Linked DNA regions of Homo sapiens: region 2 is linked to region 1. Evidence: chromatin loops called from intact Hi-C (ENCODE). Cell type or tissue: GM12878. All regions are shown on one strand. Each heading gives the region's core, and the rest is flanking DNA. Links, peaks and the distances in the headings are about the cores only. Region 1 has its middle 39 kb from the start of BPIFB4. Region 2 overlaps BPIFA2 (BPI fold containing family A member 2).

Region 1 (8,332 bases), core at 275-8,274:
AGACACAAGATCACGACATTGCACTCTAGCCTGGGTGACAGAGTGAGACTCCATCTCAAAAAAAAAAGAACAAGGCTAATCTTTCCTGAACATTAAAACTTTGCACCCGGTGCTCTCCCTCTCCCTCTCCCTCCCCCTCCCCCTCCCCCTCTCCCCACGGTCTCCCTCTCCCTCTCTTTCCAGGGTCTCCCTCTGATGCCGAGCCGAAGCTGGACTGTACTGCTGCCATCTCGGCTCACTGCAGCCTCCCTGCCTGATTCTCCTGCCTCAGCCCGCCCAGTGCCTGCTGTTGCAGGCGCGCGCCGCCACGCCTGACTGGTTTTCGTACTTTTTTGGTGCAGACGGGGTTTCGCTGTGTTGGCCGGGCTGGTCTCCAGCTCCTAACCGCGAGTGATCCGCCAGCCTCGGCCTCCCGAGGTGCCGGGATTGCAGACGGAGTCTGGTTCACTCAGTGCTCAATGGTGCCCAGGCTGGAGTGCAGTGGCGTGATCTCGGCTTGCTACAACCTCCACCTCCCAGCCGCCTGCCTTGGCCTCCCAAAGTGCCGAGATTGCAGCCTCTGCCCAGCCGCCACCCCATCTGGGAAGTGAGGAGCGTCTCTGCCTGGCCGCCCATCGTCTGGGACGTGAGGAGCCCCTCTGCCTGGCTGCCCAGTCTGGAAAGTGAGGAGCGTCTCTGCCCGGCCGCCATCCCATCTGGGAAGTGAAGAGCACCTCTTCCCGGCCGCCATCACATCTAGGAAGTGAGGAGCGTCTCTGCCCGGCGCCCATCGTCTGAGATGTGGGGAGCGCCTCTGCCCCGCCGCCCCGTCTGGGATGTGAGGAGCGCCTCTGCCCGGCCGAGACCCCGTCTGGGAGGTGAGGAGCGTCTCTGCCCGGCCGCCCCGTCTGAGAAGTGAGGAGACCCTCCGCGCGGCAGCCACCCCGTCTGGGAAGTGAGGAGCGTCTCCGCCCGGCAGCCACCCTGTCCGGGAGGGAGATGGGGGTCAGCCCCCGCCAGGCCAGCTGCCCCGTCCGGGAGGGAGGTGGGGGGGTCAGCCCCCTGCCCGGCCAGCCGCCCCGTCCGGGAGGTGAGGGGCGCCTCTGCCCAGCCGCCCCTACTGGGAGGTGAGGAGCCCCTCTGCCCGGCCACCACCCCGTCTGGGAGGTGTACCCAACAGCTCATTGAGAACGGGCCAGGATGACAATGGCGGTTTTGTGGAATAGAGAGGGGGGGAAAGGTGGGAAAAAGATTGAGAAATCGGATGGTTGCCGTGTCTGTGTAGAAAGAAGTAGACATGGGAGACTTTTCATTTAGTTCTGTACTAGGAAAAATTCTTCTGCCTTGGGAAACTGTTGATCTGTGACCTTACCCCCAACCCTGTGCTCTCTGAAACATGTGCTGTGTCCACTCAGGGTTAAATGGATTAAGGGCGGTGCAAGATGTGCTTTGTTAAACAGATGCTTGAAGGCAGCATGCTCGTTAAGAGTCATCACCACTCCCTAATCTCAAGTACCCAGGGACACAAACACTGCGGAAGGCCGCAGGGTCCTCTGCCTAGGAAAACCAGAGACCTTTGTTCACTTGTTTATCTGCTGACCTTCCCTCCACTATTGTCCTGTGACCCTGCCAAATCCCCCTCTGCGAGAAACACCCAAGAATGATCAATAAAAAAACAAAACAAAACAAAAAAAAACTTTGCACCCATATCAGTTTCTCTTCATGACCTAAAGGAAAAGATCTGAAATCAATTCAAATTATTAAGTGAATTGAATTTCTTTGGAAACAAACACCACTTAGAAAATCTTATTCTCATCTACTTTTCCAAATAACAAGATATATAATGTACTATTTCTGCTTAGAACTTATAAAAGTCTTTTATGTAATTTTTTTCACCAGGAACCCTAAAGCTCTCATAGCTCTCGGGAGCATCAGAAGTAGCAAAACCAATCAAATTTCAAATACCTGGTATCCTCTATCAATTTTTAGAGGCTTGATAATGGTAGCTTAGGAATTTTTGGATAAATAGAGCAGATAGTGAATTCTTGGAAATCCATAGGAAACAAAATGACTATTTATAGAACCAAATAAAAGCCTTCCGTTAGAAACTAAAAAAAATCAATGGTGTTTTATGTGTTTATATAAGCAAAATGCAAAGGAGAAAAAACAGCAAATAAATGAAAATTAGAAGAAAAAAAAACAAACAGGAAACCACTCCCCAATTTTTCTCTTACTTGGTTTACCCAGGAGGCTATAGTATTGCCCAGAGCCTACAAAAACAAATGATGAATATTTTGTTCCTGGTACACAATTTAATGTCTTTAAGTCCACCAATACCATTATGTATTTTTTGCAATTGAGAAATTCACTTTAGGTACATGACCAGTAAGTACTTTAGTGCTGAAACTGTCTATGCAGAATAGCAAAAATAGTGTGAAGCAATGCAAGCATATATGTGAAATTTGGCTCCATGCTAACTAAATCTGGCTTCATGCTTAACTTTATTAAAAAAGAATGGCCAAACTGCCAATGTATTTCTTTACAATATTTTTTATTTTACTTTCTTCAAGATTAAGAACTTTATGAACAGTGTTAATTCGCTGAATTTCTCCAATTTTCTATCAGCTTTTAAAGAATATTTTACTATCTAAGCTTTTTCAACTTTTTTTTTTTTTTTTAAATAACCAGTCATTTTACTTTAGGACAAAAATTTACCTTACAATTTACCATCCTTTCTCATATGAAAGTATTCTCTTTTCTTTATACCCTTCCTTACCAAAAACACATCTTCATATCTGTAACTTTCTTTTTTTTCTTTTTTTTTTTGAGAGGGAGTCTCACTCTGTAGCCCAGGCTGGAGTGCAGTGGCGCCATCTCGGCTCACTGCAAGCTCCGCCTCCCGGGTTCACGCTGTTCTCCTGCCTCAGCCTCCCGAGTAGCTGAGACTCCAGGCACCCGCCACCATGCCTGGCTAATTTTTTGTATGTTTAGTACAGACGGGGTTTCACCGTGTTAACCAGGATGGTCTTGATCTCCTGACCTTGTGATCCGCCCCCCTCGGCCTCCCAAAGTGCTGGGATTACAGGCGTGAGCCACCACGCCCAGCCCATATCTGTAACTTTCTTCACATCACTCTCCCCTACTTACTGATTCCTTACTACTTTGTTTCATGAATAACCTTTTCAAGTCCATATTTTGAATTAAACTTTAGATAACTTCTGAATTAAATAAAAATTATTATTTTTCTCACTAAAAAAAAAAAAATACAAAAATTAGCCAGGTATGGTGGCATGCCCCTGTAATCCCAGCTACTTGGGAGGCTGAGGCAGGAGAATTGCTTAAACCCAGGAGGCAAAGGTTGCAGTGAGCCAAGATCATGCCACTCTACTCCAGCCTGGGTGACAGTATGAGACACCATCTCAAAATAAATAAATAAAAAATAAAATAACCCATTTCATTTTCCACTGGGTCTGATTTCTCAAAAGTCAAATGACATGCTCATGTGTTCTTGTAAAGTGAAAAAATGGAAGGATTTGGGAGACCAGGGAAGGAGGAAGAGACTGGATTGGGCCAGATGAGAATTTGGGCAGAGCAGCATGGGGCTGAGTGCCCAGATGACGGTGGATGGTCAGGAAGGCTTGGAATTCTGGAGAAGAGGAGTGAAGCAGGATGTGATTAGTGCTGCTGACTCAGGAGAGGGGCCTCAACACCCAGCCTGATGGTCCAGGGCTCAGACCACACTGATCCATTCTTGCTCATGACAGTGGATCAAGCCATCACTGCACCCTGCATTGACAATGACAAAACCAAGTGAACGGTTGTTTTAAATTTAAACACAAGGAAAGCCTCACTGAGCATCTCCACCAGTTTGGGATGATACAGAGGTTTCACTGATGATCATAGATGCTCCTTAAAATGTCAGGATTCCAGCTGTCTGTGTGTAAGTGCTGTGGGCTCCTGGAAGCCCTGTGTGGCAGCAGATTTCATGGCAGAATATGCCATGTATCTCCGCTAATGTCTTAATTCAGTTGTAGATGACAAATAACAAACTCGAGCAGCCTCCTAAAGACTTCACTTAGTAGATGTTTCTGCTATTAATCCTGAGTAACAAACCATCTCAAAACTTAATAGCACAAAACACAATTTTAGCTTCCTCACAGATTCTGTGGGTCAGAACAGCTTATCTCTGCTCCAAGATGTCCGGGGTCCTCAGCTGGGAAGACTCAAACAACTCGGGGTGATTTGAGAGCAGGGGGTTGGAATCATTTGGAGTCTTCTTCACTCACCTGCCGGCTGGTTGATGTTGGCTGTCAGCTGTGACACCTACACATGGCCCCTCTGGGTACTGGGTACTGGTATCCCAAGGGAGCAAAATGGAAGCTGCATGGTACTTTTGTGATCTGGTTTTGGAAGTCACGTAGTGTCACTTCTGCTTATACACAGTTAGTCAAGGTGGTCACGAGAGCCTTTCTAGGTTCAACAAAGTGGCCACTTCATCAGTCTTATCACAATGGCATACAACCCTGATGTTACCGGTGGGCTGGGGGAGGTCCCCAAATGCCAATGGGACCTTGACTCCAGCCAGCATCCAGGCTCTTGACACCATTGCAAGAAGGAATTCAAGGATGAGTCAGAAAATAGTGAAAGTATGGAGATTTATTGCAAAGTGAAAAGTACTCACTCAAAAAAAGGGGAGTGCAGGTGCACTTAAGAGAGTCATGCGAGGGGCTTTGAGGCTGCTACCTTTGTGGATTTCTTTAATCAAGGGGTGGAATGTTCATAAAGATTCCTGAAAAAAAGTGGACATTTCAGAACTGTGGTGCCATTCATTTTTACACCAAATATGGATGTTCCTGGAACTGTCATGGTGCTGGTGGGTGTGTAATTTAGTATGTTAATGATCATATAATGAGGGCCTAGGTGAAACCTAGGTCAAATCCAGTGCCATGTTTGGTCCAGTTGGTCTTAGCCAGTTTGGTGCACACCATTTTTCACCATCTTATCAGCTATTTCAACAGTTTCATTTTACTAGTCATGTGAAACTGCTGCCTGGGATTTTCTGTTCTCTTGCAACCACCCTGTATTATTCATATCTCATTTTCAGTGACCCTAGCATCTCTGAAGTGGTTCACTTTGTTTCTTCTTAGCTTCACCACCCTGACCTTCAATCCCACACTGATAATCTTATTTGCAGGTTGACTACTAAAAAGAGTACTATGCTACTCCAGTCCTCCTATTTTTCAGATGAGGCAAGTGAGGTTCAGAAAGACAAAGAGCATCCCCCAGAAGCAGCAGGCTGGTGATTCCCAGGAAATACTTGGTTTCTTATTTCAACTGCATCAGAAGCCACCTCGATATTCAGTAGCTTAATAAACCCAACACTTTATTATTTTTCATGCTTCTGTGGATTAACTAGGTAGTTCTAAGTGTGGCGTTGGCTGGGGCACTGGGATAGCTGAACAGTCCAAATGACCTCACTCACACAGCTGGTAGTTTTGTCAGCCACTGTTTAGGAGCTCAGCTGGGACTCTTGGCTAGGGAGCCTCTGTTCTCCTCCACATAACTGCTTGAGTTTCCTCCTATTATGGTGGCTGGGTTCAAAACAAAGACATTCCAGAATGGCGAAGGTGAAAGCTACAGATTTCTTAAGGCCTAGCCTTGGAAGTTATACAGTGTCAATTCTACTATTATTTTTGTCAAAATAGCCCATGAGTCAGCCCAGATTCAAGGAGACAGGAAGTGGACTCCACCCAGCAATGGAATGAGTGGCAAAGAATATGTGATCATCTTTAATTCACCACAGGTTCTCCAGTTGGTAGTGAAGCAGGTGAGCAAAGTTGAAGGCCCAGGTGTCAATCCCAGAGTGGTTTGTAAACATGAGGAACAACTAATGACCAACAGGAGGAGGATAGTTAAAATAATTATGTTCAATATATGCGGTGGAGTACTCTATCACTGTTAACAAAAGACACAGAAACGTATTTGTAATACATTGCTACATGAAAAAAGAGCTTATAAAAACACTGTGCAGGGCATAATCCCATTTTTATTTAGGGAAAATTTTACCCAACTTTACCTGTATGTGCACAGAAAAGCTTCTGAAAGAAGATACACCATCATTCTTGTGGTGGTTATCTCAGAGGGTGACATTGATTTCTTTTTTTCTTCTAGCGAATTTGTACCTTCTTTAAAAAATTACCACAGAAATTGATTTTTTTAAATAAAAAAGAAATTCCCAAAGGGCACCAAAACAACCCAGTTATTCTCTCTGGGAATTGCAGCCAGGCACTGCGCCTGAGGCCTTCCCTTCAGTGTAGCCCTCACTAGTGTCAGTGCGGCCCCAGCTCAAGAGAGCCTCTTTGAGTAAAGACTTCCCAAGGCCTCTTCTCCTGCCCTGTGCTCCCAGCCAGGATCCTCTCCCAGTGACTTGGGAGTCTTGGACAAGGCAGCACCCACAGCTCAACCTAGGGGCTCTTTGGGTGAGAAAATCCTTGTGCCTTTTGGTGTTAGTGGGTTAGTTTTTGGATTAGGTGAAGTGACCTCTTGAGTGTAAATTCACGGACACAGGTCAGGTGTGACAGAGAGGAGGGTAAATGGGAAGGAGCTAGTGTTTATTAAATGCCTAGCAAGTGCAAGAGCAGTGCCAGGCATTGCCCATTGATACGGTTTCGCTGTGTCCCCACCACAATTTCAACTTGAATTGTATCTCCCAGAATTCTCACATGTTGTGGAAGGAACCCAAAGGGAGGTAATTGAATCATGGGGGCTGGTCTTTCCTGTGCTATTCTCGTAATAGTGAATAAGTCCCACGAGATCTGATGGGTGTATCAGGGGTTTCCACTTTTGCTTCTTCCTCATTCTCTCTTGCCACCGCCATGTAAGCAGTACCTTTCACCTTCTGCCATGATTCTGAGGCCTCCCTAACCATGTGGACCTGTAAGTTCAATTAAACTTCTTTTTCTTCCCAGTCTCAAGTATGTCTGTATCAGCAGTGTGAAAACAGACTAATACAGTAAATTGGTACCTGTAGAGTGGTGTGTTGCTGAAAAGGTATCCGAAAATGTGGAAGCGACTTTGCAACTGGGTCATAGGCAGAGCCTGCAACAGTTTGGAGGGCTCAGAAGAAGACAGGAAAATGTGGGAAAGTGGAAATTCCTAGAGACTTGTTGAATGGCTTTGCCCAAAATGCTGATAGTAATGTGGACAATAAGGTCCAGGCTAAGGTGGTCTCAGATGGAGCTGAGGAACTTGTTGGGAATTGAAGTAAAGGTAACTGTTGTTATGTTTTAGCAGAGACTGGCAGTATTTTGCCCCTGCCCTCAGAGATTTGTGGAACTTTGAACTTGAGAAAGATGGTTTAGGGTTATCTGGAGGAAGAAATTTCTAAGAAGCAAAGCATTCAAGAGGTGACTTGGGTACTGTTAAAGGCATTCAGATTTATAAGGGAAGCAGAGCATAAAAGTTTGGAAAATTTGCAGCCTGATTATGTGATAGAAAAGAAAAATCCATTTTCTGGGGAGAAATTCAAGCTGGTTGCAGAAATTTGTATAAGTAGCAAGGAGCCTAATGTTAATCCCCAAGGCCATGGGGAAAATGTCTCCAGGCCATGTCAGAGACCTTCATGGCAGCCCCTCCCATCACAGGCCCAGGGTCTCAGGAGGAAAAAATGGTTTTGTGGGCTGGGCCCAGGGTCCCTGTGCTGTGTGCAGCCTGGGGACTTGGGGCCTTGCATCCCAGCCACTCCAGCTGTGGCTGAAAGGGGCCAACATACAGCTTGGGCTGTGGCTTCAGAGGGTGGAAGCCCAAGCCTTGGCAGCTTCCACATGGTGTTGAGCCTGCAGGTGCACAGAAGTCAAGAATTAAGGTTTGGGAACCTCCACCTAGATTTCAGAAGATGTATGGAAACGCCTGGATGCTCAGACAAAAGTTTGCTGTAGGGGTGGTGCCCTCATAGAGAACCTCACTAGGGCAGTGCAGAAGGGAAATGTGGGGTCAGAGCCCCCACACAGAGTCCCTACTGTGGCACTGCCTAGTGATGCTGTGAGAAGAGGGCCACCGTCCTTCAGACCCCAGAATGGTAGTTCCACTGACAGCTTGCATCATGCACCTGGAAAAGCCACAGACACTCAATGCCAGCTCATGAAAGCAGCTTGGAGGGAGGCTGTACCCTGCAAAGCCACAGAGGTGGAGCTGCCCAAGACCGTGGGAACCCACTTCTTCCATCAGTGTGACCTGGATGTGAGACATGGAGTCAAAGGAGATCATTTTGGAGCTTTGAAATTTGACTTCCCCACTAGATTTCAGACCTGCATGGACCATGTAACCCCTTTGTTTTGGCCAACTTCTCCCATTT
Region 2 (8,332 bases), core at 252-8,251, 57 kb after region 1:
ATCCGGAATCTACAAGGAACTTAAACAAATTTACAAGAAAAAAACAAACAACCCTATCAGAAAGTGTGCAAAGGATATGAACAGACACTTCTCAAAAGAAGACATTTATGTGGCCAACAAACATATGAAAAAAAGCTCATCATCACTGATCATTAGAGAAATGCAAATCAAAACCACAATGAGATACCATCTCACACCAGTAAGAATGGCAATTATTAAAAAGTCAGGAAACAATAGATGTTGGCAAGGCTGTAGAGAAATAGGAACACTTTTGCCCTGTTGGTGGGACTGTAAATTAGTTCAACCATTGAGGAAGACAGTGTGGTGATTCCTCAAGGATCTAGAACCAGAAATACCATTTGACCCAGCAATCCCATTACTGGGTATATCCCCAGAGGAATATAAAACATTCTACTATAAAGACACATGTACACATATGTTTATTGCAGCACTATTTACAATAGCAAAGACATGGAACCAACCCAAATGCCCATCAATGATAGACTGGATAAAGAAAATGTGGTACATATACACCATGGAATACTATGCAGCCATAAAAAAGAATGAGATCATGTCCTCTGCAGGGACATGGATGAAGCCAGAAGCCATCATCCTCAGCAAACTAACACAGGAACAGAAAACCAAACACTGCATGTTCTCATTCATGAATGGGAGTTTAATGATGAGAACACATGGATGCAGGGAGGGGAACAACACACACTGGGGCCATTTGGGGGCTTGGGGGCAAGGTGGGGGAGAGAATTAGGACAAATACCTAATGCAGGTGGGGCTTAAAACCTAGATGACGGGTTGATAGGTGCGGCAAACTACCATGGCACATGTATACCTATGTAACAAACCTGCACATTCTGCACATGTATCCCGGAACTTAAAGTTAAAAAAAAAAAATTATTATTATTGCTCTGTGGACCTGCTGGAAAGCTGTCATTCTGGGACTCTCGTTTTCCAGTTTCATGGATTGGAGCCATTTTTTCTCCTGGATTCTAGATTTTTCATTTCTTGAGTGTATTCTCTCATTCTTTCTAGTTTTTCAAACTCACGTGAGCATCTCACTTAGCACAATGGACCCCTAAGTCACTCCTAGACACTGGTGTACAATCAATAGCAATTGCCTGGCCAACTGGTTGATTGCACTGTTGATAAATAATCAGTATATATTATTAATAGTACGGAGGCAGTATGGAGGAAACAAGAGTTCCCTGGCTGTGTGGCTAGACACGTTTCTTAACCATCTAGAGCCTTTATTTCCTTAGCTATAAAAAAGCAGACAGTGACAATATCTACTTCACTGAGTTGTTATAAAGATTAAATGAAATAACATAGGCAAACAGTCTTACCCGGTACCTGGAGCATCGTAGCTACTTCGTAAGTGGTGCGTGACACAAAATGGCGATTGTTTTTGGCAGGCATCCTTGAGAAACTGAAGGTCGACCTAGGAGTGCTTCAGAAATCCAGTGCTTGGCAACTGGCCAAGCAGAAGGCCCAGGAAGCTGAGAAATTGCTGAACAATGTCATTTCTAAGCTGCTTCCAACTAACACGGACATTTTTGGGTGAGTTGGTCCTTCAGGGTGGAGATCTTTGCTCTAAGGAAAGGGAAAACATATCTTTGAGGAGGTAAGTTTAAGATGAAAGACAGATGGACAAGCCTCATTCCCCTCCCACAGAGCCAAGGTGGTCTGAGCAAGGCCAGACCCACCAGAGCTTGAGTAAATTAGAGGCAGGGCTACAGAGTCAATCCGGGCATCTTATGGGTTCGGGCTTCCGCTTTCTTTAATTTCAGGGTCAGGGTGAAGGTTATATTTATCCTTACCTCTACCCATTTGCTGGTACACAAAGTCCCTTTCCAAGGAATAAAACTTCCCTTTTCCATATATAACTGGGGGTAAAAGCCCAGATCCCCTTAGGGGAAGGGAACTGGAGTCTTCGCCACATAACCCCAGGCAGTGGATCCACTCACATACTTTTATTATTATTATTGTTATTATTATTATTTTTTGAGATGGAGTTTCACTCTTGTTACCCAGGCTGGAGTGCAATGGCACAATCTTGGCTCACTACAGCCTCGCCTCCTGGGTTCAAGCGATTCTCCTGCCTCAGCCTCCTGAGTAGCTGGGATTAGAGGCATGCACCACCACGCCCGGCTAATTTTGTATATTTAGTAGACACAGGGTTTCTCCATGTTGGTCAGGCTGGTCTCGAACTCCCGACCTCAGGAGATCTGCCTGCCTTGGCCTCCCAAAGTGCTGGGATTACAGGCGTGAGTCACCGTGCCCGGTCCCACTCATGAACTTTTAAAGTCAGATAGTTCTGGCCTCAAAATCTGCCTCTGGCACTTACTCCCCTAGGAATCTGGGGGAAAATCACACCAGCCTGAGCCTCAGTGTGCTGTGCCATAAAATACAGAGAATCAAACCTCTGAACAGGGCTATAGTGAAGACTAAAGAAGGCAAGGCTGACGAGACCCAAACGCTCAGCTCGAGGCTGGCCCAGGGAAGTGGTTGGCAAGTGGCTGTCATGAGGAGTGACAAGGGTGAATTGTGGGTTTCACACAGGTTGAAAATCAGCAACTCCCTCATCCTGGATGTCAAAGCTGAACCGATCGATGATGGCAAAGGCCTTAACCTGAGCTTCCCTGTCACCGCGAATGTCACTGTGGCCGGGTGAGTATGCACTAGAATCTGAGATTTGGGAAAGGCAGTGCAACCTGGCCGATGGATGCCCAACCTGGGAATCGGGCACCTCCTCCCGCTGCTGGGTGAACTTGGGCCTCAGTTTCCCAATCTGTGAGTGAGAGAACCCTTCTGGGTCTAAGATCTTAACCCTTAAAATGTTCTAGAGAACTCTGGCCATAAGCAAGTGTCTTTTAAAAACAATGCTCCATTGAATATAGTTTTGAAATCATGACATTTATCTGGTTTTAAAATTTGAAAAGTTGAGATAACAAACATTTATCATTCTTTGGCAAAATTTCCTCCAGCATTATTTTGTCCCTCAAGATTCTCTCTAAGTTGCAGTGACCACTACAGAAAAATTCATACAATAATACACAGTGTATAATAAAGTGTGTGTGTGCAAAATATAAGTTTAAACTCTTTTAAGTTTAGCTGGGAGTGGTGGCTTATACCTGTAATCCCAGCAATTTGAGAAACTGAGGTGGGAGGATTGCTTGAGCTCAGGAGTTCGTGACCAGCCAGGACAATATGACAAAACCCTGTCTCTACAAAAAATACAAAAATTAACCAGGTGTGGCAGCACACGCCTGTAGTCCCAGCTACTTGGGAGGCTGAGGCAAGAGGATTGCTTGAGCCGGAGAGGTCGAGGCTGCAGTGAGCCGTGATTGCACCACTGCATTCCAGCCTGGGCGACAGAGTGAGACCCTGTCTCACAAAAAATAAAAAATTTTAATTTTAAAGGAGATAGACAAGAAATGAGCATGTGTGAAAGCACTTCTGTAAACTACATGCACTAATGATGCCACCCATTATTTAGCTATGAGATCTTGGGATAGTTACTTAACCTCTCTGTACCAAGGTTTCCTCATTCAGAAAATAGGGATAGTAATAAATGAATCCAGGTAAAATACTTTTTTAAAGTACCTACACATAAATTGTTGTCAATAAATGTTAACTATTATTATTTTACTTATTAGTGTAATGTTGTATAAAAAATTCATATGAGCTAAACCCAAGTGGCCAGGAGAAGAAGCCCCTAATATAAACATGTAAATCTCATAGAGGATATGGACCATGTTGATATTACCTGGGCCATGTTGACATTACACATAGACATTCTGACTCATGTCCACACAGGTGGAGGAACCCAACTGGGCAACAGGCAGGAACTTCTAGACTTTGTTCACTGTGCATCTTACTTCCTGCAGGCCCATCATTGGCCAGATTATCAACCTGAAAGCCTCCTTGGACCTCCTGACCGCAGTCACAATTGAAACTGATCCCCAGACACACCAGCCTGTTGCCGTCCTGGGAGAATGCGCCAGTGACCCAACCAGCATCTCACTTTCCTTGCTGGACAAGTAAGTCCCATTCATCTTAGTAGAGCTGGGCTCTCAGGGAACTTGAGGACCCCTAATTTCAGCTCTAGTCCTCTACCTAAGAGGAGGCCTAGTGGTGAAAGTGTTCAGGCTCTGGAGTCATGTTGACCTTGGTTTACACATCAGCTCTGCCACTAACTTGTAACTTTATCACCAACTTGACCCAGGCCTGTTTTCACATCTGTAAACTGGGGGTGTTCATAATAACTACTCATAGGCTTCTGAGATGACCAGATGAGAAAATACAAATATTTAGCACGCAGCCTGGAACATGCTGCCTCTCTGCCTGCTGGTTCTCTCCATTACTGAGACTGGAGTGTTGAGCTCCCCACCATAATCATGGATTTGTTCATTTCGCCTTTCAACTCGGTCAGTTTCTGCTTCATACCCTTTGGAGCTCTGTTGTTAGGTGCATGCACATTAGGATTGTTATGACTTCTTGGAGAATTGTCCACTTTATTGTTATGTAATGTCCCTCAATAATAATAATAATAATAACGATAAAATTATATTTACCTTCTTGCCTCCAGTTGGGAGGGAGAGGGGAGAGTAAGTGCCTGCCACGGGCTCTAATTTCAGATTGTCCCCAAATCATCCTCCACCCAGTGGAAATTTCCTGAAAGGAGATCTTGAAAACTTAATCCTCTCCATTTGACTCACTGATCCCTTTTAATCCACAAAATCTACATCTTAAGCTCTGTGCCTGAAAGAGCAGGTTTGACTCAGGCAAGAGGGTGGAAGGAGAAAGAGTGATGCTGGCCGATGGCTGGGAGAGGATGAATGACCCAGAAGCTGAGGGCTGGGGCTACTTGGCCTTGGCCAGGAGCAAGGCTGGGTCCTCAGCTCTCAGCCCCTGTGGCCATGAGCAGAGGACACTCCACTCGCCCTGCACTGAGGGATCTGAACACAGGTTGCTCAAAGACCCCTGAAAACCAAAGAAAGTTTCCATAGCCTGATGTGAGTTGCGAAGGCCGGGGTGTAAATTCAGAGGCTGGAGCCTGGCTGGGTGCTATCTTCCCAAGTAGCCTCAGGGACGCCATCCTGCTGCACTAGGTCTGTGCCCACATCTGTGAGATGGCACCACTCTGAGGCTCCAGATCCTCCCAGGGTCTTTCTTTGCACTTGTGGTTCAATCCCAAGTGCTCCCCATGGTCATGAAGGCTCTGTTTGATCTGGCCCCACCCTTGTATCCCTGTACCCTCCCCTTACTCACTGTGCCCAGATACAGTGGCCTTTGTGCCATGTCTCAGATAGGCTGTTTCTCAAGGCTCTTTCCCAGCTTAAGACCTTTGCCTGGGGTGCTCTGGCTACCTAGAGCACCTTCTTCTCACTCCACTTTGATGGACTTTTGCATCCTTCAGGGCCTTCCCAGGGCTCCTCCTATTCTCTCTCGTAAGAGTCTAACTCTTGCCTTTAAAGCACTCGTCACAAGTTCTCAATATATATTTAATTGTATGTTCACTTCTTTCATTCTTTCAGCCAAAAATGTATTGAGGCTGGGCACGATGGCTCCACACCGGTAATCCCAGCACTTTGGGAGGCTGAGGTGGGTGGATCACTTGAGGTCAGGAGTTCAAGACCAGCTTGGCCAACATGGCAAAATCCTGTCTCTACTAAAAATACAAAAATTAGCCGGGGGTGGTGGCGGTTTCCTGTAATCCCAGCTACTCGGGACGCTGAGGCACAAGCATTGCTTGAACCCAGGAGGCAGAGGTTGCAGTGAGCCGAGATCGTGCCACTGCACTCCAGTCTGGGTGACAGAGCAAGACATTGTCTCAAAAAAAAAAAAAAAAGTGTATTGAGCATCTGCTGTGTGCCAGGCAGGCACCATTCTGGGCTCTGGAGAACTGATTGGTGATGACAGACAAGGTCCCTGTTCTTGCGGAGCTTACCCAAGGGAAAGCTAAGCTGCCGTGGATCTGTGTCCACATCTGTGAAATGACACCACTCTACAGCTCCAAATCCTCTCAGCGCTTTTCTTTGCACTTTGGATCCAATCCAACCCAAATTCAGTCCATCGGTAAAGAACGCTCCAGGGAAATGAGTCCTGCAGAAAGCATTACCCTTAACTGGGCACTGTGATAGCAAAGCTCTCTCTTAGGTAAGCAGTCAGGGAGGGGTGCCCTGAGGAGGTGGCAATTATACTAAGAGTTGAAGGTGGGAGGAGCCAACTTTGGCAAGATTTGTTTAGGTACCACATCAGGGTATGTTTGGACCCTTAATGTTTAGGTACCAGGTTAGGGGATGTTTGTACTTTACTTATTCGGTATCCTCAGGGCCCAGCTAGGTTCCTGGTGCATAGCTGGTGCTCTGTAAATACGGGTTGAATGAGTGAACGAATAAGGTCTCTGCGCTGAGAATCTCATGAGGCACTGGGGTGAGCCGCTGGTCAGATGTGGGAGTCTAAGTGATGATCCATGTGGATGGGAGGCTCTGTCTGTTAAAGTGTCTCCATGTCCCTGGGGTTTATCTGACTCCACAGTATTTCCCGCACCGCCCCCAACTTTTTGGCAGTTCTCCCATCTCTTGCCCACTTGACCAGACTTTAATAGTTCCCTGTGTTTTCCAGACACAGCCAAATCATCAACAAGTTCGTGAATAGCGTGATCAACACGCTGAAAAGCACTGTATCCTCCCTGCTGCAGAAGGAGGTGAGTCTCCCACTCCTTGGAGCCCAGATCCAGGCCTGGTGGGGGCAGGTGGGGGAATTTGCAGGCCTGGCTGTATCCTCTGAGCACTTTTCCTTCGGAGGTGAAAGCTTCTCCTTAGGAGGTCAGCTGGAGCTTCCTCCTCTACTAATCAGCCTGGTGGGTAGCAGGGTAGAGCAGAGGCCTGACATTAGCTGAAATTGCCAGGTCCCAAACTTGAGCCTCTCACCATATCCACGCACTACCAATATGCTTTTGTAGCTAACATCTTCAACACAATTTTACTTAAATATGTTTCTTTAGAAGCATTTATTTTTAAAAATAAAACTTTATATCCCTATCATAAATAGAAAATTAATATCACATATCATACAATCAATGGACTTATAAAATAGTTTTAATTTTTTTTCCATCTGTGCATCATCCAAAACCATAGGTACCATGTGCAGGATTACTAGGCCCAAAGTTGCAGAGATTCTAAATCAGTCATTCTGGAAGCAGACCCAGGAATGTGGGTTTATAAAAGAAAAATCCTCCGGATGGCTCTGTGACCCACTGAACCGGAGTTTAGTTATATTCCAAAAGCGATCCTCCACCAGCTTCAGCCTCAGCTGGGTGCTTGATAGGAATGCGGAATCTCAGGCCACACCCCAGACCTGCTGAATTGCAATCTGCGGGGAACTGTGTACACACAGGAGCAAGAGATACTCCGCTCTACAACCTCAGGGCAAATGCCTCAGGGCACCATTTGACCCTTTAAAATTCCAGGGTTCCAAAGTTCAACATGGGAATGTTAACAATCTAGAATGTAGATTTTTGAGGTCCTAGAATTCTAGTGTTCTAAGGTGTTAGGATTCTAACACCCTAGGGTTTCCAGATTTAAGACTGCTGGGATCCCATTGTTCTAAAATCCTAAGGTTCAGGCCAGGCGCGGTGGCTTATGCCTGTAATCCCAGCTCTTTTGAAGGTCAAGGTGGGCAGATCACTTGAGGTCAGGAGTTCAAGACCAGCCTGGCTAACATGGTGAAACCCTGTCTCTACTGAAAATACAAAAATTAGCCAGGCATGGTGGCATGTGCCTGTGAACCCAGTTTCTTGAGAGGCTGAGGCAGGAGAATCACTTGAATCTGGGAGGCGGAGGTTGCAGTGAGCAGAAATCGTACCACTGTACTCCAGCCTGGGCAAGACAGTGAGATTCTGTCTCAGAAAAAAAAAAAAAAATACAATAAAACAAAATAAAATCCTAAGGTTCAAAGATTCTAAGATCCCTAGAAATGAGCTCATCTGTGGGTGGCAAGCAATTTGTTCTCAGCTGAGAAGAATGATCTGTTCTTCCTCCTACTCCTGACCCTCCTCTTCCTCCTTTCTCCGCTGTCAGATATGTCCACTGATCCGCATCTTCATCCACTCCCTGGATGTGAATGTCATTCAGCAGGTCGTCGGTAAGTCAATGGGGAAGTGGGGACCTTCTGAGGCAGGCATGGAGCTCTGTGCCCACCCCATAAGCAGTTCTGGTCAGGGGACCCTGGAGAAGCAGAAGGACCCACTGTCCTAAGCAAATTGGGAGCCATGGCTTCCCCTCCACAGGCACCCGGGGGCTCCCTTTGGCTT

The links. Hi-C counts contacts between places; a loop is a spot of excess contacts. Peaks named below come from ENCODE experiments on the same cell type or tissue, not always from the same donor. Only the 100,000 strongest peaks of a DNase experiment are listed, where the experiment ranks them.
Region 2: it touches region 1 in a loop (2.2-fold over the local background); 3 of 110 quality-filtered maps call a loop at or near these places.

What each region holds. Positions count from the first base shown.
Region 1 is chr20:33,114,811-33,123,142 of GRCh38, forward strand. No RefSeq gene overlaps it. Among named protein-coding and RNA genes, the nearest start is that of BPIFB4, 39 kb to the left of the region's middle. RefSeq lists an enhancer at 4,888-5,147. In GM12878, for the core only: no CTCF peak of the experiment used is centred there; a DNase peak (open chromatin) is centred at 5,101; H3K27ac peaks cover 1,311 bases.
Region 2 is chr20:33,171,505-33,179,836 of GRCh38, forward strand. It overlaps BPIFA2 (BPI fold containing family A member 2), which reads left to right. Exons shown (of 9, transcript NM_080574.4): 3 at 1,428-1,572; 4 at 2,575-2,682; 5 at 3,903-4,055; 6 at 6,643-6,724; 7 at 8,100-8,163. Among named protein-coding and RNA genes, the nearest start is that of BPIFA2, 7.5 kb to the left of the region's middle. RefSeq lists an enhancer at 6,117-6,618. In GM12878, for the core only: no CTCF peak of the experiment used is centred there; no DNase peak of the experiment used is centred there; H3K27me3 peaks cover 386 bases.